Regions from separate parts of the Homo sapiens genome. Here region 2 is linked to region 1. The links are chromatin loops, found by intact Hi-C in ENCODE. Cell type or tissue: sigmoid colon. All regions are shown on one strand. Each heading gives the region's core, and the rest is flanking DNA. Links, peaks and the distances in the headings are about the cores only. Region 1 holds the start of LOC105370163 (a long non-coding RNA gene). Region 2 overlaps DCLK1 (doublecortin like kinase 1).

The links. Hi-C counts contacts between places; a loop is a spot of excess contacts. Peaks named below come from ENCODE experiments on the same cell type or tissue, not always from the same donor. Only the 100,000 strongest peaks of a DNase experiment are listed, where the experiment ranks them.
Region 2: a loop joins it to region 1, with 5 times the contacts of the local background. A loop is called at or near these places in 3 of 110 quality-filtered maps.

What each region holds. Positions count from the first base shown.
Region 1 is chr13:35,851,220-35,863,600 of GRCh38, forward strand. It overlaps DCLK1 (doublecortin like kinase 1), which reads right to left. Exons shown (of 17, transcript NM_001330071.2): 6 at 3,280-3,374. It overlaps LOC105370163 (a long non-coding RNA gene), which reads left to right and starts at 6,846. Exons shown (of 3, transcript XR_941855.3): 1 at 6,846-6,927. RefSeq lists enhancers at 3,776-4,649, 4,106-5,305, 4,650-5,522, 6,257-6,796, 7,339-7,878. In sigmoid colon, for the core only: no CTCF peak of the experiment used is centred there; a DNase peak (open chromatin) is centred at 7,660.
Region 2 is chr13:35,927,610-35,944,932 of GRCh38, forward strand. All of the region lies in intron 4 of DCLK1 (doublecortin like kinase 1), which reads right to left. Among named protein-coding and RNA genes, the nearest start is that of DCLK1, 200 kb to the right of the region's middle. In sigmoid colon, for the core only: no CTCF peak of the experiment used is centred there; a DNase peak (open chromatin) is centred at 9,132.

The DNA of each region.
Region 1 (12,381 bases), core at 3,190-11,189:
AGTTGCATGTGGCATAAAACCCAAGAAAGCATTGCTTTCTCAAAATATTATGTTTGGATGACAGAAAGCGTGTAAAATTAACCCACCTCACCCCAAATCCCTTCCCAATGTTCTTTCCCTGTTCTCCAACCGACCACTCACTCATCACCTCCTCTCTCCTTTCCTACCTCCCCTTCCTGCTACTAGATCTCGGTTGGTAGCCAGGCAACCAGCTCAGATCTGCAGAGAGCGTCTAGAGTTGGCTTTTCTCCGGTTTTGTACCACCCACTCCTCACATCATCTGACTGATCAGATAATCTACAAAAGTCAGTGATGTGGGAGTATAATGGGGAGCTTCATTCAGCCTACATAACACAACACATTTCTTCCTGATGGATTAAGAAATGGGACCAAAAAAAGTTCATGAGTGGGAAAAGAGTCTCCAGGCTCTGCTTCTGTGACCAGTCAAATGCCTGTAGACAGCAACTTAAATAACTCTGCTTCGGAAAAATAGGTTACTTGGTACATTGCCACGAATATGCTTATGAAGAGAAATGTCTGGCATGCAGGTTTTCATTGTATAAGAGTATTCCAAAATGTCAAAAGAGGTAACATAAAAATGTGATTTTAACAGAAGAAAGAAAGCTGATCAAATTTTGTAATTAATATAAGTAAAAACTAGATTTTCCTATTTGTAAAGAAACCAGTCAAATGTCTCAACCTTCCTTTTGAGAAAACAGCTCATGTTCCTGTATTTTAAAATGGGGGCAAGGCGCGCGTGTGTGCATGTGTGTGTATGTGTGTGTGTGTGTGTGTGTGTGTGTGTGTTGGGGTGGGGGCAGTCAACTCATTTTCTTGGCCATGTTGCTAGGCAACACAGAAGGAAAAAATAGAAGTAGCTACTGTTTTCCAATCTGCAGTAAAAAGAGTTAATTTATTCTTTGAAGTGTCTTCTTTTAGCACATGCCATCTTTCACTTATTTCAGTATTTCCTGCATAGGAGTATAGCCAATCATTTGAGAAGACCATTAACCAAATTTGAAACAGGATCAGTTTTTAGGGATCTTCTAGGCCCATTTTAACTGGGAGGGATTATTTGATGCAGTTGCCTATATGCCAAGATGAAAGCTCCTCTGGCTAAAGCATCTGGGAATGCCTTCATGCACTGACACAGCACATGGATGGGGAGGTTCATTTATGGCCTAAATTCAAAAGCTTGGAAATGGAACCATCTTAGAATATACCCAGTGCCCTGCCTCACAACATGTGCTCAATAAATGTTTTCAGATGGTATAAACCCTTTGTCCTCCTAAAACAAATGGGATTGTTTTTTTCTCTCAAGTATGGTGTTTGCACTGATCGTTTAAATGGTAAAATGAAGAATCTATAAGAAAGCCATATCTTATAATCATTCCCCAAGTGCTGGAAATGTTAATTATATAAGCCAATAGCCACAGAGCTGAATGGAAATTTTCTGCCTCAGTTGGACAAAATCATACTGAAGTGGAAATACAGAAAGCAGAAGAAGCGAATTCTAGCCCCATTCTGCCAAGAAAGGGACATCTGAGCACAGCTTTACATCCCTAAGCTGGAGGTCTCCTCAATAAATAAGCAAGGAGAGGAGCTCCCATTTGCAGCGGGAATTCCCAATCACTCTTAATGTCAACAACTAAGCATAAACGACACCAATAAATCTTTAATCTGAGTTTAATTAGCTCAAAGAATAAAGACAGATTTCTATGCTAGGTGTACTCTCCAAAGCATACACTCTAAGAGACAGAATGTTCTCAGAAAGAGGGCCCTTCCTGCTCTGTATCCAATGGCGGTCCCTATAGATTGACGCCTCACTGGGTGATGTTCACAAGAAAAGAATGACCGACCAGCTCTTCCTTCACTCAAGGACAGGCCTTTAGGAGAGTAAATAAATTTGGCCAATTCTTGGAGTTGTTCACAAATGATTCCAACACCTTAAAATTCCAAATTAGACTGTGGCCAAGAAGAAACCATAGTGAAAACACTCAAATGGAGGTAGAATGGAATTATTGGGCTTTCTATCTGGAAAGAGGCTCCTTGTTTTGTTTTGTGTTTCCAATGGAGACCCAGAAAAGATAATAGGCTTATCTAAGATACCACGGCCATTTAGTGGACAAGCTGGCGTCAAATCCCAGGCTTCATCAAACGCTCAAAACAAGTTCCACCTGATGCCAGGTGAATCAGTGAAGAAAGATAACCAAACTTGATATTTGGTGCAACAGGCTCCAAAGGAGATGGGAACCAACTGAATCTCCCCGCCCCGCACTCTTAGACGTCTGGCAGCCTAAAGACACAACCTGTGCAGAAATCTTGAAGAGAGGGCCTTCCATCCTGGATGACACGTAATTTTGTGGAACTCAGAAGTTTTGTTTTAAAACACATAATAAAAGAAACTAAACTCAAGAATCTTGTGTTTGAGTGCAGTAGACTGCAAGGAGTTCTCGCTTATTAAAGTGTTCAGTGAGCACCATCATGAAACCTCCTAGGAGCGTACATTCCCCCCACCTTGCGTCTGAAATCAGGACCATAAAGGGCCTTCCGTTTTTGGCATTGTACCTCCCCCTTTGCCCCCTTCCCACTACTTTTATTTTTGCCTTGGTATTACTGGAAAAGACAAACAGTACAGGTTGTGACAGGATAAGAACAGTAGTCTCTCCATCCTGAAAGAAGCACTAACCCTCACCCTCTTCCTTAGGGTGGAGAAGCTAACAGTTTCCAGTAACTTTTTCACTGTGGTCTCCAAGCTCAGCCAAATTCTCCATAAATGCAAGTAGTGATGAAAAGGTGCTCAATGTGGGTTTCATCCACAAAAGCACGTGTCATAGGTTCCCATCCCCTACCTCATGGACCCTCTGCTGCTCTGGGGCCCCATCCATACCATAAGCAATTTTCCACCAGGGCCCTCCCCTCCATTCACAGCACTTCTTCTTTCCCTTAATGGTGATATCTAATCAAACTCATCACAACTAAGAAGGCTTACAAACTAGTGCTAATAAAGCCTGTGCATTCAGAACAGAAAGAGGAGAGTATGTAAAAGTGAAGTAGCAAAGGTGCATTCTTCTCAGAGTTAAGATTTGGACAAGGTTACAGAGAAGCTAAAAGCCCTGAGTTCTAGCTAAACCAAAGCAATAAGCAACCCCTCATTGGTCACCTCCTGTTCTAGCTTAGATATCGCCTAGAGACGAGCAGCACGATTTGCTGGCACCTGTACCTGTCTGCACCAAGGCTGAGACAGGTCTGAAACAAGCAGCTTGCTTATTTCCTTACCCTCTGCTTCCGCAGGCTTCCTGGGCTGGTGGGTGATGGGCTTGGCGACTTGCCTGAGCGCGGAGTAGAGAGCTGACTACCAGGGGTTCCATTAACTAGAAATACAAAGAATCACACACAGAGAAAAATGGCACGTTAAATAATTTTCATGACAAATCATCTTCTGCAAGAAATAAACAATTATATAGAGAGCCATCTACTAGAACTCTAGACACCCTTCCATATGTACACTGAGGAACAGCTTTGGGGAAGTAACCTTCAGAGAGTCACAGTTTTGTAAATCCTGTGTTTCATAGAGCAGCAGGTTACAGAATTATTTTTTAAGATGTACCTTTCACAACTTTCCTGATGAATGTATTAATGATGTCTTTAACTGTGCCAGCAGGGACTTTAGGAATGTATGGTCCTGAGACATTTTCAATGAGATTAATCCTTAACTCTTCAGTTTAGCTACCTAGTACTACCCAGCAGGAATAAATATAAGCACAGATCACCAGTGACATTCCAGTGACCTGATAAATAGATCACTGTATTTGTATAATTAATAACTCACTTCTAGAAAAATGTCCTGCATCCACCTGTGTCTTGTCCATCCCCCTAGGCTGATTGTGATGGACCTGCCTTGAACAGGACAGTCATTGGCCACAGACGCTGAGAAACTCCTCACAGTTTCTCTTTGCTGCCTTTGAAAAGAAAAACTGCTAACAAGTTCAAATCACTGGAATTCTACCCAGTTCTCAAGAGTTTTATGCACATTTTCACTAAACTGAACTAAAGCCACAGAACTCAAGTAAGCCATTCTTTTCTCTAAGTAACATCATCTCTAACAACAGATGAAACACTTAAAGACATGGTTTTATAAAGATGTATCAGGTCACCTCTATTTTACCTGTAAAAATGGCATTACAGCCCCACAGTCAGTGAAGTAGAATTAACCAGGAGACACATAGATTCTTGAGGGTGCAAAATAAATGCTTTCCACAAGGGAGAGCAGCAATGCATTTCACTTACCTTCTATGAGTTCTAACATGGACACAGTCTTAGTGTTGGACCTGAATACCAACGGCGGAATCCCGTCTCAGCACTAAGCCAAGCACCCGCGGAAATGGGAATCGGTTGGATGAGTTTAAGGATGGCTAAGGCTGCTCCCAGAGCAGGCTGAATGAGATGCAGGATTCATCAGCAGATGCCTTTTCTGCGTAAAGCTGACGTCTCCCAAGCAGCAGTGGGAGGTGCAGGTTCTGTCTTAGGCTACATCAAAGGTGTCAATTAAGCCTCTTGCCAACAGCAACCCCCATCCCGACACCACTCCCTTCCGGAAGCCCCAGTGCTGTCAGTACTTTGCACTGAATCATAATGAAGTGGCCCTGGGGGCAAGAGATCCAGTGACTCATCTGAAAATCGAAATGACAATAACTCTTCTAAAGCCTGGTGACTACCAGGTAATCAGGAAACCCTCACACAATTCAGTGGCAAGGTAGGATGTTTATTGATTTTTCGCACTTGATGTTTTCCCAAAAACTTACAACCCTGGAAAGTGGGAAGCTCCTTGTTTTGTCATCTCCTCCAAAGACCTTAAAAAATGTCACATACCCCATGCTGCATTAATTTGTAGTTTTGCTTTTGAAATGTATTTGGCAACTCCTAAAAATAGAAACCTAAAAAGCTATGAATTTTTGTTTGTTTGTTTGCAGAGAGAGTGAACTGGAAAGCTGAGAATGCTTTAATTTGCTTGCATGCCACCATCCTGTCTTTGCTGAGTGAACTTCACGCTCGGACCTCATCACATTAGACTTCCTCAGCCAGTAGCCTCTAAGGAAGGGGCTCAGAAATAGAAAAGGATTAAAGACAAGGGCAGAAGCAGAGCCTATAACTAGTAAGAAAGGGATGCCTTACTGGTTGGCTGGAGAACACATTTTGTGAATATAATATTTTCTTTACCCACCCGCATTCTACTGCACATCTTTATGTCATACGTAAAGGCTACATAGATTGGAGGGAAAAAATGAGCAAATAGGGAAGCAAACACAGTGTTAACACTTTTCACTTTGAGACTCTGATCTTATCCAGCTAATGGAAAATGAAGAAAAAGAGACAAAGGGCTCACAAGAAAACAGTCTCAGGAATACCTTGCTTTAAAAAGCAAAACAAAACAATAAAAGCCTGTAAGTATTTAGTAAGTATCCATTGTATGTGTATTTTTAAGGCATTTTTTGAAAGACATTTATTTTTATTGAAGGCATTTTTATGCACCAGTCAATGCACTTAGACCTTTTATATATGAACATATATGCATCTGTGTGCATCAGTATGTATATATATTACATCATTTAACTCACAGAATAACTCTATAAGATTGGCAGCATCATTTCCACCCATTTTACAGGTGAGGAAATTGAGGCTTACAGATGATGAGTCATTTCACAAGCAAATATGGAGCAGAGCCTAAAATCTAACCTAGGCAGTTCAAAACCTGCAGTCTTACTACTACCTTGCCTTACTGTGCCAGCCCTTTAACCTACAGGTAAACCAGAGAACTAAGCTAGAATTACAATAAAGTATTTTGAGAGGGGAAGTGAGGCAGGATAGTTAGTCAAGGAAGTGACCATGTTCTCGGGATGCAGCATTGGTGGTGACCTCACAGCCAACACAATAAGCCTTGGCATTCACATCATAAATGAGCTCATTTAAGCAAAGCTATCTTCAGGAGGGACTGTCCCTTCTCTAGGGCATGTGCATTTTGATTTTAATTGTCATCAAACTGACCCTTTGCTCATTTATAGTAAAAAACACACCCCTGGGTGGAGATTTAAGATGCTAATGAGACATGTGATATATGAACACAAACATACAGCTACAGTGCATGTGCACCCAGAGGACCACCCAGAACATGCTTACTAGCAACACCTCTTCCCAACTCCTTATGAATTATCATGTAAGACTCCCACAAAGGGGGTTTCTCTAGCAATAATCAACACTGCCTCACCCTTGCAAGCAGCCCACCCTGAACTCTCTCTCTCAGGGTATACTGTCTATTCTGCATCTAACTTTCAAAATACTCTTTTCCTTTTGCAGTGAATGACTCTCTGCCGCATCTCCTTTGCTGTGTGTCTTTTGTTTAAATTCTTTTAAACTAAGAAGACAAGAACCGAGGTATCACAACAGCCATTAACAGAAGTATTGGGTGTTGCAATTGGAATCCTAATAACCAACAGTGAGAGTTGGCCTACGCCCTTCACAGAGGGCAGTGGATACAGAAGTTAGCCTGGTGAAGCAAGGGGGGCACAATGAAGGAAAAGTGTCCTCAGCCCAGGGATCTCCTGTTTCAGGGCTGGATACGAGAAAGGAGGCCAGTGTGGTACACTGAAGAGACTTAAATAACTAAGTAAAGCAAGTATGTGGGGTTGGAGGCGGAGGAATGTCAGGAATGAGATGGAGGCAGGGGCCGCATAGTGAGTAGTGCTTTAAAATTCATGTTAGGGAGTTTGGTTTTTATCCAAAGGGCAATGAGAAGAAAAACAAAAACAAAAACAAAGATTTTAAGCAGGCGCCACAGGATCAGGCTTGCATTTGAAAATGCTCTCCAGCTCTTGCCCTGTCAAGAATGGATTAGAGGGAAACAATACTGGGTGCAAGGAGAATGTCAAGGTAGGAGAGAGTGGGGCACATTTAAGGGTCCTATGGTAGAGATGCTGACGTGGCTGATCTAGGGTAGTGTCATGGGGTGGAGGTAAACGGAAACGTTCCAGAGAAATGTAAGAGGTAAAAACTATAGAACCTGGTAATTGATTGGCTGTAGAAGATTAAGGCCAAAAGGGAGCATGTTTGCAAGGACAGAGAGTTTGGACACTTTGAACGGAAGCACCTTAGGTAACATCAGTTCTGCCATGTAAGTTGGTGCAATGTTTTCTGTTTTAGATGAAGAAACATGTTTAGTCAGGTAACTTGTCCAAAGACAAACAGCTGGAAGATGGCAGAGTTAAAGCTGGATTTCATTTAGGTCTTACTCAAAAAACTTTGCACTTTTCCCATGAGTGGCTGGTCCTGGCACCTCAGGGCATGTCCAGAACCCTCCTAGCATCTGCAGGGCTGAGGATGCCTAGGCTTCTCTCTCTACCACCGGGACACTCGGATCTGCCTCCTTTAGGCAAGGTTATTGCAATGGTAATTGTGGTTTTTGCCATTAAAAGTAAAGCAAAAACTGCAATTACTTTTGCACCAACCTAATAAAACCACTGGGCTCAGTGCTTCTATTTGCATCGCCATCTCTAGAAAAATGAAACTCAAGTGCCAGACAAGTCATTTACAATCAAATGCTTTTGGAACACAACTTGTCTGAACATTGGGAACAGCATGTACTCTTAGGGTCAGAGCTCTGTTCAGACTCTTCCTCTTGGCCATACAGAAGAGCATTAGCAACTTCTTAAAATGGTTCTTGACATCCAGAAAGCATTACACACCTTCTTGTTGAATCACTGCTGGGATAAATAATTTTCTTTCATAAATAAGTTTGACACATGTACTGAGTACACTTGGTTTTTACTCTGTAATGCCAGAAGTTTCTAAGTGCCATAACAAGGCTTTGTGACTTATTTAATAGAACTTATTAAAATTCAACTTAAAATGGCATTATTTTTTCAGAGGCCCTTATTACACAATTCTTTATCTTGAATGGGAACAATTAAACTAACACGGTTGTTGTTAAACAGCCAAGCAGGGCTGAACAATTAATTATTTCAATCTGAATCCACTAAACTCTGAATTAGTAAAGAACTCATTAGAACCGCTGCCTTTACCCAGTTCTGGTCTCCTTTGCTTTTATCTGTATAGGTACATTTTCTTATTTTAAAAAATAGGAAATGTCATCCTTTGCTGTGCTTGTTACCCTTGAATGAGAAGTGCTCAACTTCAAAATGGATCATTCACTGATACCATGATGACCAATTAACATCACTGGCCACCAAAGAGCTGTGGAAGAAATCTCACTGCAGAGCTGACTTCTATCCCTCCCGACGGTACATGACCCTCCTTTATTTCGACTCAGCTGTCACCTAAGCCTGTCAGGGATCCAACAGCATATACCGGTCACAGCGCATTGTTGAATAATACTCCTCAGGAAGTGTGCAGATCCACCTTTTCCTTCATCATTTCAGACAGGTGAACCAACTCTTCTTCACTAACTGGAGCCACGAGTCCAGGGCCCTAGATATCAACCTATCAGCACACGTAGTGTACACTTAGTACATGCTAGATTCTTATTGCTCCCTGTCCCCAAGATGCTTATGATTAAACATCAAAGTTACTTTAAAAAATCTAGAATTTGGAAATACTTGGCTTAATTTACAAATTCATTGCCCTTTTAAATGACTTTCCACGCATATGTAGGTTAACACTTCTTTTTGCAGTCGCGTTCCTAAAAGTCTCAGACACCAAGTGAAAGCTGAATGTTAGTAAGTGTCTCAAATTGGTTCTGAAGTTAGAGAAATCTCCAAGCGAGACTATCTAATTAAAAGATGTGCAACTTTTTGGACGTGAAATCCACCTTACTGTTTCCCTGTCTTCTTTTAGCACTTAAGGAGGCTCATTTATTTCTGGTGCTGCACTTGTCAAGATTTGGGGAGAGAATGTGTTTGCATATATGTGTGTGTCCTTGGGTTTGGGGGTGGCGATTCAGGCACGCTGCCAGGGAGATCTGGCTTCCTGCCTTAGACTCTCCTTTACTCCCTAATCATGGTGTAGGCTGTTCATTCCCTAAAATCTCTTTCTCAGCTTTTGTTCCTTGCTTGCCACATTATTGAGAAGGAAAAAAAATGCAGGGGGTGGGGGGTGCATAGGGAATCAGTTGAGACCAAGAGAAAAGAGACAACTACCTAACAGAGGGAAGAAGACGTACTTTTTCCCTAATTTTAGCTTCTTGGGTGCTCACCTCATAGGTGAGGTGGAGCTCTGATTTTCTCCATGTCTGTTTCCTCTTCTTGAACTGAGACAATGGGTCCAATTCAAAGAAACCATCTACTGAGAATAATGGGAAGGAGGGGCCCCAGGAACAGAGGAGAGGGAGACAGGGACACAGCTCTGTGAATTAATTTTTTAAATAAATACTTACAAAGGCTCCAAACCTCAGGAAATTTAGGCAACAGCTCCTAGTGTTTCTCAATTCATTCATGTGGTCAACATTTACCCAGTAGTTACCATGAACTCACAGTCACTGTAGAATGCACAAAGAACCCCTGCTCTCAGACTTTACAACTGAGCAAGGTGGTGCAACGTGTCATCTGTGAATCAGCTGCTGCAGTACTGCAGGGCTGGGGAAGACCCTGGACAGCGAGGTGATCCGGGAAAGTGGCAGAGGTCTGCAGGGCCAAATTGGGTGAGTGGGCTTTAGACAGCTGAAGAGACAGAGGAAGACATTCTAGCTAGGCCAAGTGAGAGGAATAAAGGGATGAGGTGGAAAAGCCCAAGCTGGGGACAATTTAAATTTGTTTCTAGGATGGAGCATGGGTCCAGAGAAGAAATGGGGGACATGAGTGGAAAGGAAGATGTCCTTCACTTGAGAACAAGTTCAGACTTTATTTGGCACACAACAGGTGATGGCAGCAGGTTGGACATTGGTGCCCAGGGCAGATGTAAGATAAAGTGGGAGGACACCAGCCAGCAATGGCATCACCATAGGGAGAATGGTGACCCACTGAGTGTGGACAGGGTGGAGAGAAAAGAGTTGGTGATGATTTGGGGTACAAGAAAAAAAATTTAATTAAACAATAAAAAAAGACCAACTAGAGTCCTGTGATGTAAAATTAGGAAATTTTTGGATCTGATCCCTATCAGCTGGGATCCAAGAACAGGCTATGGTCATGATAGGGGAATTGGGGACCACAAGCACCAAGGGTCAGGGTGGATGAGGGTCCTGGGGTTGATCCCTACCAACCAATCGCTGCAGGACAGCTCCCGCTAGAGTAAAGCCTGGAGCCAGCCTGGGAAAGGACCCACGGTGACCACCAAAAATCACACTCCCAGACCAGGTCCCCCTGCCATCTGGTATTGCCCATTCCTTCATAGGCCACAGTGGTGTCCTCACTGCTGAATCCTACGATCCCCATTCAGTTCTCATGCTACCTGACATCTCAACATCAAGCATTTCTGCCCCGTCCTTCATCTCAAAACTTTCTGCCCCTTTGACTTCTGTCCCTGTACTCTTACTGTTCTTCCCTGCTTCTGCTGATTGCTCTTAGAAATGCAGACTTCTGGCCAGGCACAGTGGCTCACGCCTGAAATCCCAGCACTTTGGGAGGCCGAGGCAGGTAGATCACGAGGTCAGAAGATCGAGACCACCCTGGATAACATAGTGAAACCCCGTCTCTACTAAAAAAAAAAAATACAAAAAATTAGCCAGGCGTGGTGGCGGGCACCTGTAGTCCCAGCTACTCGAAGGCTGAGGCGGGAGAATGGCATGAACCCAGGAGGCGGAGCTAGCAGTGAGCGGAGATTGCGCCCACCGCACTCCAGCCTGGGTGACAGAGCGAGACTCCGTCTCAAAAAAAAAAAAAAAAAAAAAAAAGAAATGCAGACTTCCCTCCCCCATGCATGGTTCCATTTTCATCTTTACAAATCTCTTGTTGAGGCAGCGGGGAGGTACCTTATGTTTCTATTATTCAAATCACTACAATATACCAGGGTCTCCCAAATATATATTGTTAGCGCAGATCTCCTGACTTAGAACAGTTATTTATTTCCAATTGCTTACAGACATTTCCAAATCGCCTCACACTCCACATGTCTAAAACGAAACTCATTCCTTACCTCTCCTCATCCAACAAACCTGCTTCCTATCTCTGATCCCTCTCTCTTCTTCTAGCCTCACATCCAGTTAAATTTCTGGTTTCATTTCCCTTTGAGGTCTCCCCCAGCTCTTTCGGTTCTGTCTTGACAATTTCATTCCAGGATGACTACAATGGCCTCATAGAGCCTTCCTGGCCCTTGGCCTTTCATGTGTAGCAATTTTTTCCACCGCCATGCCACTGTTTCCAAAACTCAACTGCGATCTTTCATGGCACTGTGAAAAATCCCCTTTCACTTCATAATACCTACAATCTACAGCACAAACATACTTCCACGACCCTGTGCAATTTGACCACAACCAACGGGGCTACCACCATCTTTCCAACTCTTTCTTAGAATTCTATCCTGCATTTTTATTGAACAAGCAACTATTCCCTAACTATGCCATATAGTTTAATGTCTTTGTGCCTTAGCTCACACTGGGAGGGAATGTCCTCCTGGCCCTTTTTTACATCCAAATTTATAAATCCTTTTCTCTTGGAAGAGCTTTCTGACCCTATTAATGAGATCTAACCTGTTTCCTCTAGGTCATCACAGCACTTATTACACTATTATAGTTACATGCATACAGTCAAGTACCACAAAACAATGTTTTGGTCAACAAGGGACCATATATCCGATGGTGGTCCCACAAGATTACAATTCTGTATTTTCACTGCACCTTTTCTATGTTTACACCTGTTGAGATGTGCAAATGCTTATCATTGCTTACAATTGCTAGGATATTCAGTACAATAACATACTGTATAGGTTTATAGCCTAGGAGCAATAGGCCATACCACATAGCCATGTGTGTAGCAGGCTATACCATCTAGGTTTGTGTATGTACACTCTAGGATGTTCACACAATGGCAAAATTGCCTAATAACACATTTCTTGGAACACATCCCCATCATCAAGCAACACATGGCTGTATATGTTTCTCTCCCTACTATAATATAAGCAACTTGAAGGCAAGGACTGTGGTTTAATCATCTTTGCACCCTTGGGACCTAATGCATGTCTGGAACACAGTAGATACTCAGGAAATATTTAATTAACCTGGGGCATTAACTGTGAGAAATTTATACAAGCAGTTGATGTAGGTTGCTGCCCCCAAGTAGACAGTAAGTCAAGATAATGGTTAAAGGCTTTGAAGAGTATCTTTGGAGGTTCTGCTGGGGTGAACACTAGGAAGAATTGGTGGGTGCAGAGAAAGGAGAAATGGAAGGAGGGATGAGCCTTACATGCAGCCAGAAATTCCAAAGACACAAGGGATGAATC
Region 2 (17,323 bases), core at 5,477-13,476, 79 kb after region 1:
GTTTTCTTCCCAGGTTCCTGGCAGGGAGCTTCTAAACCCTTGGAAATTCCCAAGTGATAACACTATGTTGGGTCCTTTGGATGACACCAAGTTTATGCTAATGAGATGACTCAGGATGGGGGCCAATCACACCAGAAAGGTCAACCATGTGATTAGAGGGTTAGGGCTTTGACTCATGTGATATCAGCCTGACCTCTGGAGACTCAGTTCCAATCACAGGGCCTATGACGTAATCACCCATGCCTACATAACCAAACCCTGGTAAAGACTCTGGACGCTAGCAGCTGAGTGAGCCTCCTGCTTGATGAACACATCAGTGTGCTGAGAGGGTGACGTGTCCTGATCCCACAAGGAGAGGACCTGCAAGCTCCACTTATGGGCCTCTCCCAGACCTTACCCCTGTCTGTCGCTTCAACTGGCTAGCCCTAGTCTGTAGGCTTTGTAATGAAACTGTAATCATAAAGATAGTGCTTTCCTGGGTTCTGTAAGTTGTTCTAGCAAACTATTGAATTCGAGGGAGCTGTGGGAATCCCTGAATTTGTAGCCAGTTGGTCAGAAGTGTGGGTGGCCTGGGGACTCCTAAATCTATGGCTGGTCCTGAAGCGTGGGCAGCCTTGGTGGGGATGGTGCCCTTAACCTATGAAGTCTGGGCCGACTCCTGGTAGTTGGTGTTGGAACTGCCCTCAGCACTGCGGCCTGCCTGCCACTACTGAGCTGTGCATGAGGACAGGTCAGGCACCCTCTCACCTCAGGCCCTCTGCACTAACTGCTCCCTCTGCCCGGGGATGATTCTTGCTTCTGGGTCCTGCATGGCTGGCTCCATTACCCCTCAAGTCTTTGCTCAAATGTCACTGCTTCCTGAAGTCTTGCCCCCTGCAGCCTCCCCACACCACCCACTCTCCATTTACTCCCTTTCTCCCTTCCCTATTTCATTCTTCTTCATGGCACTTACCTTCCGATACACTAAGTAATTTGCATATGAGATTTTGTATGTTAAATGCATTCCTCTGATAAGATGTAAGCTCTATGTGGGCAAGAATTTTTCTCTCTTTAGTTCACTGTGATATGCCTAGTGCTAAGAGCAGTGCCTGCCCATTGTAGATATTCACTCACTATTAGTTGAATCTTGCCAAATCTATACCTCTATGCATGTATACACATATAAGATCAGGCTCCTGCAATATAATAAATTGAATTCATGTTAATTGTCTATAAGCCCTTGTGGGTAGTATATTGAGCTATGCTAATTTTCATATTTGGGAACCCCATAGCATATGGTGACATTTTATATCTCACTTGAGCAAGAAGCAGCTCACTTTTCTATACACTTTATTTTTTGAGACAGAGTCTCACTCTGTCACCCAGACTGGAGTGCAGTGGCATGATCTCAGCTCACTGCAAGCTCCGCCTCCCAGGTTCATGCCATTCTCCTGCCTCAGCCTCCCAAGTAGCTGGGACTACAGGCGCCCACCACCACGCCTGGCTAATTTCTTGTATTTTTAGTAGAGATGGGGTTTCACCATGTTAACCAGGATGGTCTTGATCTCCTGACCCCGTGATCCACCTGCCTCGGCCTCCCAAAGTTCTAAACACTTTTTAAAAAGCTTATACTAATCTTCTAACTTCTAATGGTATTCTCAGGAAAATTCTGTTGAAAGGCTGTCAAGTGTGAAACAAACAAATAAAAAAAGGTATGAAAACATAAATTTGGCTATGTTAACTTTAAAGTTGAGGGGCAAATCTATAAAAGCAGATTTTTCTTTCTCCAGAGCTAATAAATTCAAAAGCTTTATAACCTCGGTTCTCAATAGTTGGGCAGGGAGCTCTGTGGTCAGATTTGTGGGATGTCCCCACTGCCATATTGTTAGGCTGTCCTTTAGTGGACAAAAGGCAATCACTGGCTCAGTTGGCCCTGGAGTGCTTTCATAACTAAACATAGAGGCTGATTTTTATCTTTGAGCAAGATGATGCTAGTTTCATCCTGCTCTGCTGGCAAAGATTTGCCTTTCCTCATTCCCCTACTCTAAGCAAACATGTATGGATTCTTCTTGTCCATTTGCTGGCACTTCCTGACAGCACTGCCACTTTTCTTCAGCTGTGTCCTCTGATTATTTGACTAGGAGTGATATGAACTTAGAGAACCACACTTCCTTTCATATCTGTTTTAGGTCTTCAGGAAAAGTGAGACTCATGATTTCACAGTGATTCAGCCTATTGAAAAATGAAGATGTCACCCACACAATCATTTTTTTTCTTTTTTTTTTTTTTACTAAAAGCTTATCTATGTGTTTATTTTCCAGAGGTGTTAAGAGAGAAAAACTTAGCTTCAGGTAGTGAAGAGCCATAGAGTATCAGTATCTTATTATATTTTAGTCATTTAGAACACTTACAAAAATAAAAAGCTATAAAGACAGCCTATATACACATGTATCAAATTATTACCCAATTTTGAAGCTAGATTTTAAAATCACCTTCACATCACATATACTATTTTCCACAGGGATTTTCACTTCATCTGCTTTCCTGAAGTAGATATTTAACTTTCCAGAACATTTTTGTTTAAACCCTGAAGTAGATATTTAACTTTCCAGAACGTTTTTGTTTAAACCCAAGAATACTTGACATGCAGTAGGCTCTTAACTAGTACATGTTTGGTGTGGGAAAACAAATGGGCATATTTCAAATAGGAACAAAAACATAAGTTCCTATGCCCTGTGGACCCACACTGAAAGGAAAGTCCTGAAGTTCCCTCCTGTACTCAGGGGTATGTGTGGGTCAGTGTAAGGGACAAAACAATCTGTTGTCTTCCTCTGTAGGACTTGTTAAAAAGAAATTAATTGGATTAGCCAGGCATGGTGGTGCACACTGGTAGTCCCAGCTACTCAAGAGACTGAGGCAGAAGAATCGTTTGAACCCAGGAGAGGAGGTTGCAGTGAGCTGAGATCATGTCACTGCACTCCAGCCTGGGTGATAGAGCAAGACTCCATCTCAAACAAACAAACAAACAAAAACAAACAAAAACAAAAAAAACAAAGCAAAAACAAAAGAAATTAATTGGGACCCCATTAGACTGAGATGATTCCAGCATCTTGGCTTCCTACATAAGCAAGCTGAAATACAACTCAGTGTGAAAGGTAAAATGAAACTTAAGCATAACCCATCAGAAACTGCTAACCAATCTTTAACCAGGGACTTTCCACTAGAATAACCTAAATAAGGATACTGCTCCACTTCAATGAGTCAAACATTTTCTTTGCCTTGAGTCAATGTTCACCTTATAAAAGCCTCTTCTCATGTCACTCTGTTGGAGGCCAAAGAGCTTTTGGTTTGGTGCTGCCCAATTCATGAATTGCTGTCTGTTTAAATAAACTCTTTAACATTTTAATGTGTTTACGTTTATCTTTTAACTGTTTGTTAACCAGCTGCAGACAATCACCCAGACAAAGCTAGGCATTGAATCTGAGGCTCCCTTACGTTGTTTCCCACAAGGAAATGTGAGTGTTAGCATACCTTTTCATTTGTTTTCATTTTATCAGAGTTTCCAGGCAGCTATGCTGTTGGTCTTTGGCTAGGCAGGCCTCTAGCAGCGTAACTCAGTTGGGAAAAACAAGGGCCTGGAAATCAGACCTCTTTTCAACTCTCTGCTATTATTTATCCTCAAGCAGAATTTGGATGCTTAAAGTTCTTAAATGGCCAGAATTAATGACTAAAATTAATAAGATGCTATCTGGCATGAATACAATTAAAGCACTACAAGGAGGTTCAAATATTCAATTAAACAAGTAGAAGCTGGCTTGACATCACGTCAGAAAGCCCCAGAGAGTTCAGCTGGCCAAAAGCTAACCATGAGCCTGCATGGTTTGGCAATTGTTAAAAGAAACCTTAATCATGCTTAGGCTGTATTTGGACAAGTTTGTTGCCTCTATCAAATAAGTTTATATTCTCAATGCTCTTTGAAGCCCCCAAGGAATACTATGTTCTGTTCTAGGTGCCATTTTAGGGAGGATATTGCTGATCAATATCTAGTATTGGATATCAAGAGAAGTGCAACCAGGATAGTGGGGTAGTCTTAAAAGAAACAGCTGAGGAAACTTTGTCTGGAAAAGAAGCTTTTGGGAAGTACCAGGCTATAGTCCTCAGCATCTGATGATTGACAGATGGAGTAGATTCCTTCTGCATCTAATAATTCAGCTAATATTTCCTGAGCTGTTACTACATTCATGGTACCCTGATATGTACTGTGGGATATATGTTTTAATGATACACAGGACCAATCTCAAGGCACTTACAATAAAGTAAGATAAAGTACAAAGTGTCCAGGATCCTCAGTTTTAATTCCAACTCTGTTACCCACTGGGTATGTAACTGTGATGGTTAATTTTATGTGTCAAATTGAATGCGCCACAGGGTGCCCAGATTAAACATTATTTTGGGGTGTGTCTGTGAGGATGCTTCTGGGTGAAATTAGCATTAGAATCAGTGGACTCCATAAGGTAGACTACCCTCTCCAACGTAGGTAGGCCTCATCCAATCCACGAAAGCCTGAACAGAACAAAAGGTAGATGAAGGAGAAATTTACCTTTTTCCTTCTGTCTCACTGCTTGAGCTGGAACATCTGATTTCATCTTCTCCTGACCTTGGACTGGGACTTTCATCATTGGCTCCTCCAGGTCTCAGGTCCTTATTCTCAGACTGAACTGTAACACTGGCTTTCCTGGGTCACCAGCTTATAAACCACAGGTTGTGGGACTTCTCAGCCTCCATAATAACACAAGCCATTTCCTTATAAGTATATCTTTCGTCTATTTCTGTGTGTGTATGTGTATTAGTCCATGTTCACACTGTTGATAAAGATATACGTGAGACTGGGCAATTTACAAAAGAAAGAGGTTTAATTGGACTTTACAGTTCCACATGGCTGGGGAAGCCTCACAATCATGGCAGAAGGCAAGGAGGAGCAAGTAACGTCTTATATGGATGGCAGCAGGCAAAGAGAGAGTGAGGAAGATGCAAAAGTGGAAATCCCCAACAAAAGCATCAGATCTCATGCAACTTATTCACTACCATGAGAACAGTATGTGGGAAAACTCCCCCATGACTCAACTACCAACCAGCAGGTCCCTCCCACAACATGTAGGAATTATGGGAGTACAATTGAAGATGAGATTTGGGTGGGGACACAGGGCCAAACCCTATCTTTCTGCACTTGGCCCCTGCCAAATCTCATGTCCTCACATTTCAAAACCAATCATGCCTTCCCAACAGTCCCCCAAAGTCTTAACTCATTTCAGCCTTAACTCAAAAGTCCACAGTCCAAAGTCTCATCTGAGACAAGGCAAGTCCCTTCTACCTATGAGCCTGTAAAATCAAAAGTAAGTTAGTTACTTCCTAGATACAATGGGGGTACGGGCACTGGGTAAATACAACAATTCCAAATGGGAGAAATTGGCCAAAACAGAGGGGCAAGAGGGCCTATGCAAGTCCAAAATCCAGTGGGACAGTCAAATCTTAAAGCTCCAAAATGATCTCCTTTGACTTCATGTCTCACATCCAGGCCATGCTGATGCAAGAGGTGGGTTCCCATGGTTTTCGGCAGCTCTGGCCCTGTGGCTTTGCAAGGTACAGCTTCCCTCCCAGCTGCTTTCACAGACTGGCATTGAGTGTCTGCGGCTTTTCCAGGTGCATGGTGCAAGCTGTCGGCAGATCTACCACCATTCTGGGGCCTGGAGGACGGTGGCCCTCTTCTCACAGCTCCACTAAGCAGTGCCACAGTAAGGACTCTGTGTGAGGGCTCTGACCCCACATTTCCCTTCTGCATTGCCCTAGCAGAGGTTCTCCATGAGAGCCCTGCTCCTGCAGTAAACTTGTGCCTGGGCATCCAGGCATTTCCATACACCCTCTGACATCTCGGCAGAAGTTCCCAAACCCCAATTCTTGACTTATGTGCACCCGCAGGCTCAACACCATGTGGAAGCTGCCAAGACTTGGGGCTTGCACCATCTGAAGCCACAGCCTGAGCTCTACATTACCCCTTTTAGCCATGGCTAGAGTGGCTGGGACACAGGGCACCAAGTCCCTAGGCTGCACACAGCTCAGGGACCCTGGGCCCAGGCCACAAAACCCCTTTTTCCTCCTAGGCCTCCAGGCTTGTGATGGGAGGGGCTGCTGTAAAGACCTCTGACATGCCCTGGAGACATTTTCCCCATTGTCTTGGGAATGAAAATTTGGCTGCTCGTTACTTATGCAAATTTCTGCAGCTGGCTTGAATTTCTCCTCAGAAAATGATAGTTCCTTTTCTATCACATTGTCAAGCTGCAAATTTTTCAAACTTTTATGCTCTGTTTCCCTTTTAAGTGCTTTTAACAGCCCCTGAGTCACCTCTTGAATGCTTTGATGCTTAGAAATTTCTTCTGCCAGATACCCTAAATCATCTCTCTCAAGTTCAAAGCTCTGTAAATCTCTAGGTCAGGGGGAAAATGCTGTCAGTCTCTGCTAAAACATAACAAGATTACCTTTGCTCCAGTTCATAAAAAGTTCCTCATCTACATCTGAGACCACCTCAGCCTGGACGTTATTGTCCATATCGCTATCACCAAACTTTCCCACATTTTCCTGTCTTCTGAGCTCTCCAAACTGTTCCAACCTCTGCCTGTTACCCAATTTCAAAGCTGCTTCCACATTTTTGGGTATCTTCTTAGCAGCACCCCACTCTACTGGTACCAATTTACTGTATTAGTCTGTTTTCATGTGCTGATGAAGATATACCCGAGACTGGGCAATTTACAAAAGAAAGAGGTTTAATTGGACTTACAGTTCCACATCGCTGGGGAAGCCTCACAATCATGGCAGAAGGCAAGGAGGAGCAAGTAATGTCTTACATGGAAGGCAGCAGGCAAAGAGAGAGTGAAGAAGACGCAAAAGCAGAAACCCCTGGTAAAACCATCAGATCTTATGAGACTTATTCATTGCCATGAGAGCAGTATTGGGGAAACTGCACCCACGATTCAATTATCTCTCACTGGGTCCCTCCCACAACATGTGGGAATTATGGGAGTGCAATTCAAGATGAGATTTGGGTGGGGACACAGAACCAAACCATATCAGTATGTCTGTGTGTGTGTCTGTGTTTGTGTATCCTATTGGTTCTGTTTCTGTTGAGAATCCTGATTAATACAGCGACCTTGGGCAGTTTCTCAACTTCTCCTAACATCGCTTTCATTATTGTAAAGCAACACTGCAGAGGTTTCCTGATAATTAAACGTGATTATTATTCACAAGCTAGATGCATTTTAAAAAAAAATCCCAGAACACACAGCAGAATGAACAACAATGGTATAATAAAGAGCAAAGAGCTGGAAAAAGAATGAGAAATCAGTAACTGATTGAAACCAAGTAGATGGAGAAAGGCTTTACAAGGATGGTGATGTTTGACTTGAACCTCAAAGGACAAGATGGAGTTTGGTGGGTGAGGAAGGAGAAGAGGAAAAAGAGCATTCCACATGAATGAGGCAATATGAGCAAAAGCAGATATTTCAAAAATAAATAGCTTTTGGGAGACCAACAAATAATACTGTGGTTGGAGGGCAGAGGAGGAATAAAGGGTGAGAACAGCTAGAAAGATATAACCCAGTCAGACTACAACTGCCCTAGAATAGCATGCCAAGGAGTCTGTAGGCAGTGGAGGGCTAGGTAAGTCAATTCAGGAGGATTAATCGGGTTCAAACATGGTGTGGAGAGATGAAAAACTGCAACAAGGATGGAAAGTTCAAGCATCTTCATGAGTCTAAATGGGAGATGATGAGGAACTGACCTAAGATAATGGCAGTAGCATTGGAAAGGAGGGGGACAGATGGGCTATGGGGAGTAAAAGTGAGGGGTGAGTAAAAGACGACTCCATGTTTTGCAACCTTGGTGTTGAGAATGCTGATGCCATGAGCTCATCCAGGAAACACAGAACAAGAAATGAAGCTGACCAGGTAGATGATGAGTTCAGTTGTGGGATGTGTTGAATTTCAGGTGGCTGTGGAATAGTCATAGGGAAGTTCATAAGAGAAAGTTGGAAATGTGGTTCTGGAGCTCCTGAGAGGAGTCAGGGTTAGAGATGTATACCTCAAAGGGGGTACATTTAAAGATTAAGGATATATTGTCAAACAAAGACAAACTTGGATTTGACCTCTGCCTTTAATACTATCTGTGTGGCCTTGAACAAATTATTTATCATCTCCAAGCCTTAATTTCCTTAATTGTAAATTTGGGAAAATTATACATCCTTCAAAGGCTTTGCTTATTGCATACCATCTGGTTGCCATTTGTCACCATCACTGTCTACCAGAACCATCATTGCTAAAGCCATTAAAGTAGATGAACTTGGCTAGGAATAGAGAGTAATTAAGTTTAAAAACATGAATGAATCTTAGGGAACAATTATTAAGGGATATATGACAGAAAAGCAAACCTGAAAGGAGCTTAAGAGTATTCAAAGGGGGACAGGCAAAAGACCAAGACAGCAAGACACTATGAAGGGTCAAGGGGAGAGAATTTCAAGGAGGGAATCATCAAAAATGTCAAATGCTACCAAGAAGTCAAGAAGGATAAAGAAGAAAAGAAAAATATAGAACACTGAATATAGTGCTTTGAAGATTATCCTTGCTTAGTGGAACTACTACATATGTTAGGCATAGAAGCCAGTTGCAAATGCAATAGGATTGAAAATGAACATTTCACCCAGACTCCAAGGAGATGTGTATCAGATACCAAAGTGAATTGTGAGACAGATCCTATTCCAGAAATGTCAAAGCAGATATAAACAGTTCTAGACCTTAGTCTTCTTACTCACTTTGAGGACATAAAAGGCTTAAGTTACTAGACAGAAAGCAGATCTATGAGAAGGATTCTTTAAGAGAGAGCCTTGCTGTGAATTCCATCATTCCAAAAGAGGGGCGATGCTCCCCTTCACCTCAATAGGGGTTTCACTGGAAGATTGTAAGTGCTTGATCAGTGTCCTCTGTGGACAGAGGCAAATAACAGACTGGTATTTATGTGTTTGACTTTCACCCGAGAGCCTCTGGCAGAAAACTGAAGGAGGCTTGGCTGTACTGGATGGCCTGTTGTTGGAGGTAAAGGTTGCATGAGTGTTCTGATGGATTTGAGGGCACAAGGTGGCGTGGAACTAATTTAAATTCTTCCCAAGAGGAGCATCTGAGGCCAATAGGGAGGGCTTTGGAAAACAGGGACTGAGAGAGACTCAGCCAAAGCTGGAAGAAACTGAATCAACCACATTAATAAAGAAGAGCAGAATGTTCCCAGTGAGAGTCCCTGAAGAACCCATTAAAACATCCAAAAGAAAAGTTAGCTTTTTTTTTTTTTTTTTTTTTTTTTGAGACGGAGTCTCTCTCTGTTGCCCAGGCTGGAATGCAGTGGCGCGATCTCCACTCACTGTAAGCTCTGCCTCCCAGGTTCACGCCATTCTCCTGCCTCAGCCTCCCAAGTAGCTGGGACTACAGGCACCCGCCACCATGTCCGGCTATTTTTTTTTTTGTATTTTTAGTAGATACGGGGTTTCATTGTGCTGGCCAGAATGGTCTCGATCTCCTGACCTCATGATCCGCCCGCCTCAGCCTCCCAAAGTGCTGGGATTGCAGGCGTGAGCCACCGCACCCGGTCCCAGAAAGTTAGCTTTAAAATCACAGTTCTTGGCCGAGAGAGTTTGAAGCCACCCTATAACAGAATAGTCAAGGAAGGACTTTCCACCTCTCCTTTCTCATCATCCTGCCCCACCCACCTCATCCCCATTCCAATCTTGGAGGGATCAAAACAGCGGGGAGGAGGGAGTGAGCAGGAGAGAAGTCATCAACCCTCCCCTTGTCCTGCAGAGTAGGGGACTCACCACATGCTACATTGGGATCTAGCTAGGTGTGGAAATGGAACTCCCATTTTGAATGACTATTATGTAGGACTAGATATGATGATGGCAATTTTTATCTAGAAGAGTCCACAGACTTTTTTACTATCTTAGGAGGGACCAGAAAAATCTTGGGATTGCTGAGGTGCCATCCAGTGCCAAGAAAGGAACTTCCAGCCTTACATAAACCTCAAAGGATGGGGGAAGACAATTTTTCTAAAAAAACTGATAAAACCCCATAATTCTTGTGTGTTCCATGTACCAGTTACCCAATGGTATAACAAATGATCAGGTTGAAGAAGTGGAGGCTTCAAGGACAGTCATTATTTATTATTATTTTTTAGCAATTTGGCAGAGAAAGAAAGGCAATGTGGTTTGGTGAGATGACAGAGATGACTGGAGGCTCTTTTAGGATAGGAGGAACCTGGGCCTGGCTGTGGGCTGAAAGAAGAGAGACTATAGATAGGGTAAAACAAAAAATCCACGAAACAGTAGGAACAGAACACTGACGAGGCAAGGTCACAAAGAGAAAGAGAAGACAAAGACAAGGGACTATCATTGATTTTTAGAAAAGAAAGGAGACTTCATTTTTTGGAAAGTTGAGGAAAACAGGAGAGAAGATGAGGAAAGATATACGTCATTTTGGTCTAGAAGGAAAAGAAATAACGGAGTTTACAGTGAGTGACTTTGACCATAGGGAAGGGGTAGGAGGGAAGCTCCCCTTAGAATGAGGGCAGTGGGTGGTATTTGTTACTCTGGAGACCAGAACTAGGAGGACTATGTGCAAGCTGGGGAGACATTAATTTGGGCTCAATAACTTGTCAAAAATGAGCACTAGGCCAGGTGCAGTGGCTCACACCTGTAATCCCAGCACTTTGGGAGGCCAAAGCGGGTGGATCACGAGGTCAGGAGATGGAGACCATCCTGGCTAACACGGTGAAACCCCATCTCTACTAAAAATTCAAAAAATTAACCAGGCATGATGGCACGTGCCTGTAGTCCCAGCTACTCGGGAGGCTGAGGCAGGAGAATCACTTGAACCCGGGAGGCAGAGGTTTCAGTGAGCCAAGATCGCGCCACTGCACTCCAGCCTTGGTGACAGAGTGAGACTCTGTCTCAAAAAAAAAAAGCCCTAGCGGACAGTGGAATTGGCCTTTTTCTAAATTTACACCCCATCATCAACAAAGGGTTCCAGTTGGGGATGGAGAAGCAACTGTTGGATGCTGTGGAGAGGGTTTCTGCATCAAAGGGGAGGGGAAGCTGATGACCTCCAAGACCTTTAGTGTCCAGGATTCACCTATAATTCTATATTTTGTAGGGTTTTCCACATCAAAAATTCATGTCACTGTTACTGAATACAATAAAAAGGAAGGCCTGTGAGGACCGGAAGAGAAAATGTAAAGAAAAGATTGCAGATGTTATACAATGCCTTGATTTTCTAAGTAGAAAATTATCTATTTGTAGCGAAGGAACTAGCTGGAGCTTGAGTTAGAGTCTGTCTCCAAGGTGCAGTACTCTATATGTATCCATAGTTTGGCTGTTGATTAAATTGGAACTATCACTATGTTCCGGGACATTTCATATTTATGCATGAGCTAAAAGGTAGCTATGATCGGGAACGTCTCCAGAAACCCTTGTGGCCTTTCCACTGCTTGGAGGCAAATGGGAACTAGCTGACGAGAGCAAAGCACGTTAGCCAATGTGCCCTGTATTCGGAACACAAAACAGACAAAAGCTCCCAAACCCTCTATTTCAGACATCAGGCTGAATTCTACAAATCAATGCAATCGGGAATGATCATACCAGATTTTATATCCTTTTCTCATAAGACAATGAAGAGCCACAAAAACTTAGAATTATTCAACAAGATAGCTATATTAGTTTTTCAGTTGTTTGGCTTTTGTTTATTTGTTTTTTGAGACAAAGTCTCGCTCTTTTGCCCAGGCAGGAGTGGCGCAATCTCTGCTCACTGCAGCCTCAACCTCTGGGGCTCAAGCGATCCTCCCACCTCAGCCTGCCAAGTAGCTGGAACTACAGGTGTGCTCCACCATGCCCAGTTAATTTTTTGTAGAGATGGGGTTTCACCATGTTGCCCAGGTTGGTCTTAAACTCCTGTGCTCAAGTGATCCACCTGCCTCAGCTCCCAAACTGTTGGGATCACAGGCATGAGCCACCATGCCCGGCCCTATACTGTTTCTTTAAAATAAAAACTGTATATTCCTAGAATTAACATCTATTGAAACGATAAAATATGCCAGCACCAACACATACCATCCATCTCAAAGAAATCTGCCCACAGATGCAATGTAAACAGGCCTTATAATCCAATTAAAATTTAGATTTACAAAGAGTTGTCTGTCTATTGCAAATCACTAGTCATTTTACCACAGTATGTTTCGTAAGAGATAAAAGCCACTAGAATAATATGCAATATTTAATATTCTGGGTCAAAGTTCAGCACCTAAGATCCCCTGACATCTTTACACATAAACAATATTAAACGTCTGTATGGATAGCCTGGCCAACAGGGCAATAACCCGTCTCTACTAAAAATATAAAAACTAGCCGGGCATGGTGGCATGTGCCTGTAGTCCCAGCTACTCGGGAGGATGAGGCAGGAGAATCGCTTGAACCTGGGAGGTGGAGGTTGCAGTGAGCCGAGATCACGCCACTGCACTCCAGCCTGGGTGACACAGCAAGAGTCTGTCTCAAAAAAAAAAAAAATAAGTTAGTATGAAGGGTCACATCTCCAGCCTGGGTGACACAGCAAGAGTCCGTCTCAAAAAAAAAAAAAAATAAGTTAGTATGAAGGGTCACATCTGACCTAAGTGTTACTGTCTGCAGGTACTTGAGCTTAGCACACTGCCTGGTACATAGTAAGTTAGCTTATTGAATAAATGACTGCATGAGTGAAAGAATGGATGGATTTTGTTAGCAGTAGCTCAAAAACTAGTTTGTGAGGAGGTGTGGTCTTTGTCCTGACTGTGAGCATCTTCCAGTGTTTCCATTAACCTTCTGGTTTCCTAGCATCACCAGCCTCAGGACAAAGCAGCAGGGCCATCAGGTCTCTTTAACCCAAATCAACATGGGCACGGAGAGAGGGAAGCATTTACCAAGGGCTGGGACTCCTGAACACTGTCACTTTTAGAAGTCTGATTGGTTCTTCTACAGGTGGTTTAGTTTAATCTTCTAGAGATTCCCTCCAGAGAAGAGTGGATATCTTCAAAGGAGCCTTAATTCCCTCTCACCTCCACCACAGCAACAAAAGTTAAGAGTGGAAGAAAGCAGTAGTAATCGCTTTCTGGTTCCAAAGAGCACCAAAAGCAGATCTTGATGTCATCTGCCTCCAATTAAGCCCCACAAATGAAGCTACATGGCTGAGTCCAGCTGCAATCCACTAGGAGGTATATTTCAGCTGAGGTGTCATTCCCCAGCATCGTTCACTGGGTAATAAGGAACACAGTTTCGAATGTGCTTTGACATTTATTGTCTCATTTGAGGTCCGTTACAACACAGGAAAAAAATGTGTTTCAGGGAATAGGAAGCAGGCTTGGAGATGTAGAGACCACACAGAAAGTAGGACATAGAGCCTGGATGAGACTGTGTCTTCTCAACACAATCCCACTATTCCAATACTGTTCCTACTATTCCATTAGGTTGGTGCAAAAGTAATCACTTTTTTTTGCCATTACTTTTAATGGCAGAAGCCGTGATTACTTTTGCAGCAACCTAATAGGTTCTAGCCCTATTTTCTTATCACCCAGAATTAGGGAAAGTGATCAGAACCCCATGGTGAATGGTACCTGATACAGCTTCTGTCTTATTTGGGACATGAGTCCCAGGAAAATGGTTAGAATAGAATATTTCTAGAAATATTTACCAAGCAGATCTTGGGTACCCAACACCATGGTGATCCATAAGAGAAGCTGAGGAAATGTCCATTCTAGAATCACATACCCAGGAAGAACAACACTGGACTACAGGCACGTCTGTCTGGTGCAGGGAGAAGCAGAACTGGTATTTCCTGGAGATCGGGCACTACACATGCACACACGTGCACAGGCACACATACACGTGCACGGGCATACACACACGCACACACACACGCACACGCACGCTGCGTCTCAAAAGTCTTCCTGCAGTTTTGAGCTTTAATGACTTCAGAATTATAAACACAGCAAACATACAAAAATCTGAAAGCTTGTTTACATTTCTTCTACAGTTACTTAGTTTTATGAATATTAAATAACACATTTTTAAATTTTAATGTTTTGTTTCAGTTCATATTTACCATCTTCAATCAGAGGGGCAAAAACATTTTCCAGTATAAAAATATGATACCCCTACAATCCACACACAAATGACCCATATCACATAACATCTCATACTAAGCCTGCAGTCAAGTAAAAGTAAATTTCACACGTGCTGCTGTGAAAACGACATTGCTCCTAAGTAAGCTTGCAAGGCTGGCTTTTTTCTTTCTATCTTTCTTTCACACCCTAGAGCTCTTCTTTTTGTTTATATGAATTAAAGTTTATCTTGTTAGATACAATCCACCCTGTTAGAACCTTTTCGGATCCTCATTCTACCTTTGACCACATCAGCTCTCCTCCCTGATGGTTCGAATCCACACGGCTTTAATGTTTTCTAAAGGACATTTTTTTTTTGTTTTTTGAGACGGAGTCTTGATCTGTTGCCTAGGCTGGAGTGCAGTGGTGTGATCTTGGCTCACTGCAACCTCCGCCTCCCGGGTTCAAGTGATTCTCCTGCCTCAGCCTCCCGAGTAGCTGGGACTACAGGTGCATGCCACCACACCCAGCTAATTTTTTGTATTTTTAGTAGAGATGGGGTTTCACTGTGTTAGCCAGGATGGTCTTGATCTCCTGACTTCGTGATTCTTCTGACCTCGTGATCCACCCGCCTTGGCCTCCCAAAGTGCTGGGATTACAGGCATGAGCCACTGCGCCTGGCCTCAAAAGGACACTTCTAACTATGCTAAACCATATCAAGTCCAAAGCAGAACCTTGTGGTGTGAAACCTGTTCACTCTCAGCAAACAAACACAATCCCTTCCTTCAGGGGCCTGATGGGACAATCCTAATAGAGATCTCCTCCGGCACATTTGACATCAGCCTATAAATCAGTACCTTTTGGACAGAGAAGATAAATCAATTAAAAATACAGCCACCTATACCATTTACTATATATTTTCATCTTAGTCCAAGGGACTTCAAGAGGGGCTCTGTCAAATGCACTGTTGAAATTCTCAGACTGTCTGACAGCATTCCTCTGATCCATGAGGTGAGAAACCCTAAGTGTGAAGGGTCAGATGAGGGGCAGCCACAGCTCTGTTGTTGATGTATTCTACTAACAAATATAATGCTATAACGGTAAGTATCTAAGGACAGATCCAAACAAATAAATAAACATTAGTTTACTTGTAATCCAAGTTCAAATAAAATTTGAACAGCTCCCACCAATGTCTTTTTTAGGTTGAATTTTGTTCCCCAAAAAGATATGTTCCAGTCCGAATCCTGGTACCTTTGAATGAATCTTATTTGGAGATAGAGTCTTTGTAGATGTCACCAAACTAAGATGAGGTCATACTGAATGTGAGTGGGTCCTAATCCAATAACTGGTGTCCTTATGAGAAGAGGGAAATTCTACTGACATACAGGGGAGAAGGTTACATGAAGATGGAGGTGGAGATTGGAGTGATGATGCTGCCACAAGCCAAGGATTGCTGGCAGCCATCAGAAACTTGGAAGAGATGAGGACGGATTCTTCCCTAGAGCCTTCAGAGGGAGCACAGCCCTGCCAGTACCTTGATTTTGGACTTCTTGCCTTCAGAACTGTGAGCCAACACATTTCTGTTGTTTTAAGTCACCCAGTTTGTGGTACTTTGTTATAGCAGCCCTAGGAAATTCATTCAGCATCTAAGCAAAACAATAGACATTGAAGGTAACGCCTATTAACATCAGAATCAAGAGCAGTTAGGAACTAGTTGATAAAAAAACAGAATAATCTGAGAAAAGATGAAAGAGAGGATGACAGGTATCTGGACTCCCGAGCACGCAGCAGGCCTGGCCAAGGTGAGGCTCCGGATGGCAGTGGAATGAATGGGTGAAGGAACAAGCCAAGCAGAGTGGGGGTACTGGCTTTGAGGCCAGCAGGTTGGACAAGAATTGATATCCAGCATCAGGCTCATCCCCAAGGAGTTCACTGTCCCTCCCAAGCATGGGGTGATCCTTTCTCAACAAAACCCTATCACTTTTAAATGGCTACGGATTACAAATTCGTCCATTTGTCATCAACATAGAAGCAAAACCATGTTGAGCTTCCTGTCTCCAATGTGACATTTTCCCTGCCTCTGTTTCATCATTCTAAATTAGACAGCAAGGGAAGGATCTGCTGGCCTCTCTGCTTGTCTCTATCTATAGTGCACTAGCCACCATCTCCAAGGTGCTAAGATTCTACTGACTGATGACGATATCGCTAAAATGGTTACATTCTGAACTAGAACAAGGAAGGTGTTATTTTCCGAATGTGCAAACTTAGGGGAGGAAGGAGTCTCCCTGGCAGTTTCCGATATTAATCTGGCTCCAATGTGGCCCCATGAAATACTCATCTACAATGGCAAATCTTCTCCAAGGATGGACCTTAAGAGACATCCTTAGGAGATTTCCTAGCAGTAATTAGAGGGATGTATTATTGCTAAATCCTGAACTCACTGGGAGCCAGGTTAATTTGGAAAGTTAAAATAAAAGTGCCGCCTTGTGGCAAAAGGCCACTTCTTGGCACCTTAAATGAAGCACAGCCCTGCGCAGGGCAAGAGTAGTAATTCTGAAGATGTCTGTACCCACCGCTGACACCCCTTTAAGGAAGCTACTATGGAAAAGGCCAAATGAAGCATCGATGTGCAAATACCACTTAGCAAGTACAGATAAGCTGGGCTAAATCATGCTCGGAGCACTTAAAAAAAGATTCAAATGTTAATACATTAGCGCTAGAACATGCTGTACAAGCAACAGGAAAATTGCAGTTGTCAATGTGTGAATTTAGTCTTGGGGTAAGTTCATCCAAGGAAGTAAAATCTCAATTTAGATCGTTTTTCTATTTGAGCCCCTTTCCTTCCATATCCATGTGTTTCTTTTGGAATGGGGGAGGACATCGTTACTCAGCAAATGTATTTCACACCAAGAAAGGGTTAGGGTATTATTCATCCAGGGAAGGGATGTGAAGTTCTCAGCTAAGTAGTTTGAAGTGGTCCTTCAGAAGGCCAAACCACAAAAGATGGAGAAGGTGTCCTGGGGTGTGTGTGTGTGTGTTTGCATGTGAGCCCTTGTGTGCATATCTCCGTATATAATCTGTGTGCATTCTTTTTTATTCTTTTATTTATTTATTTATTTGAGACAGAGTTTTG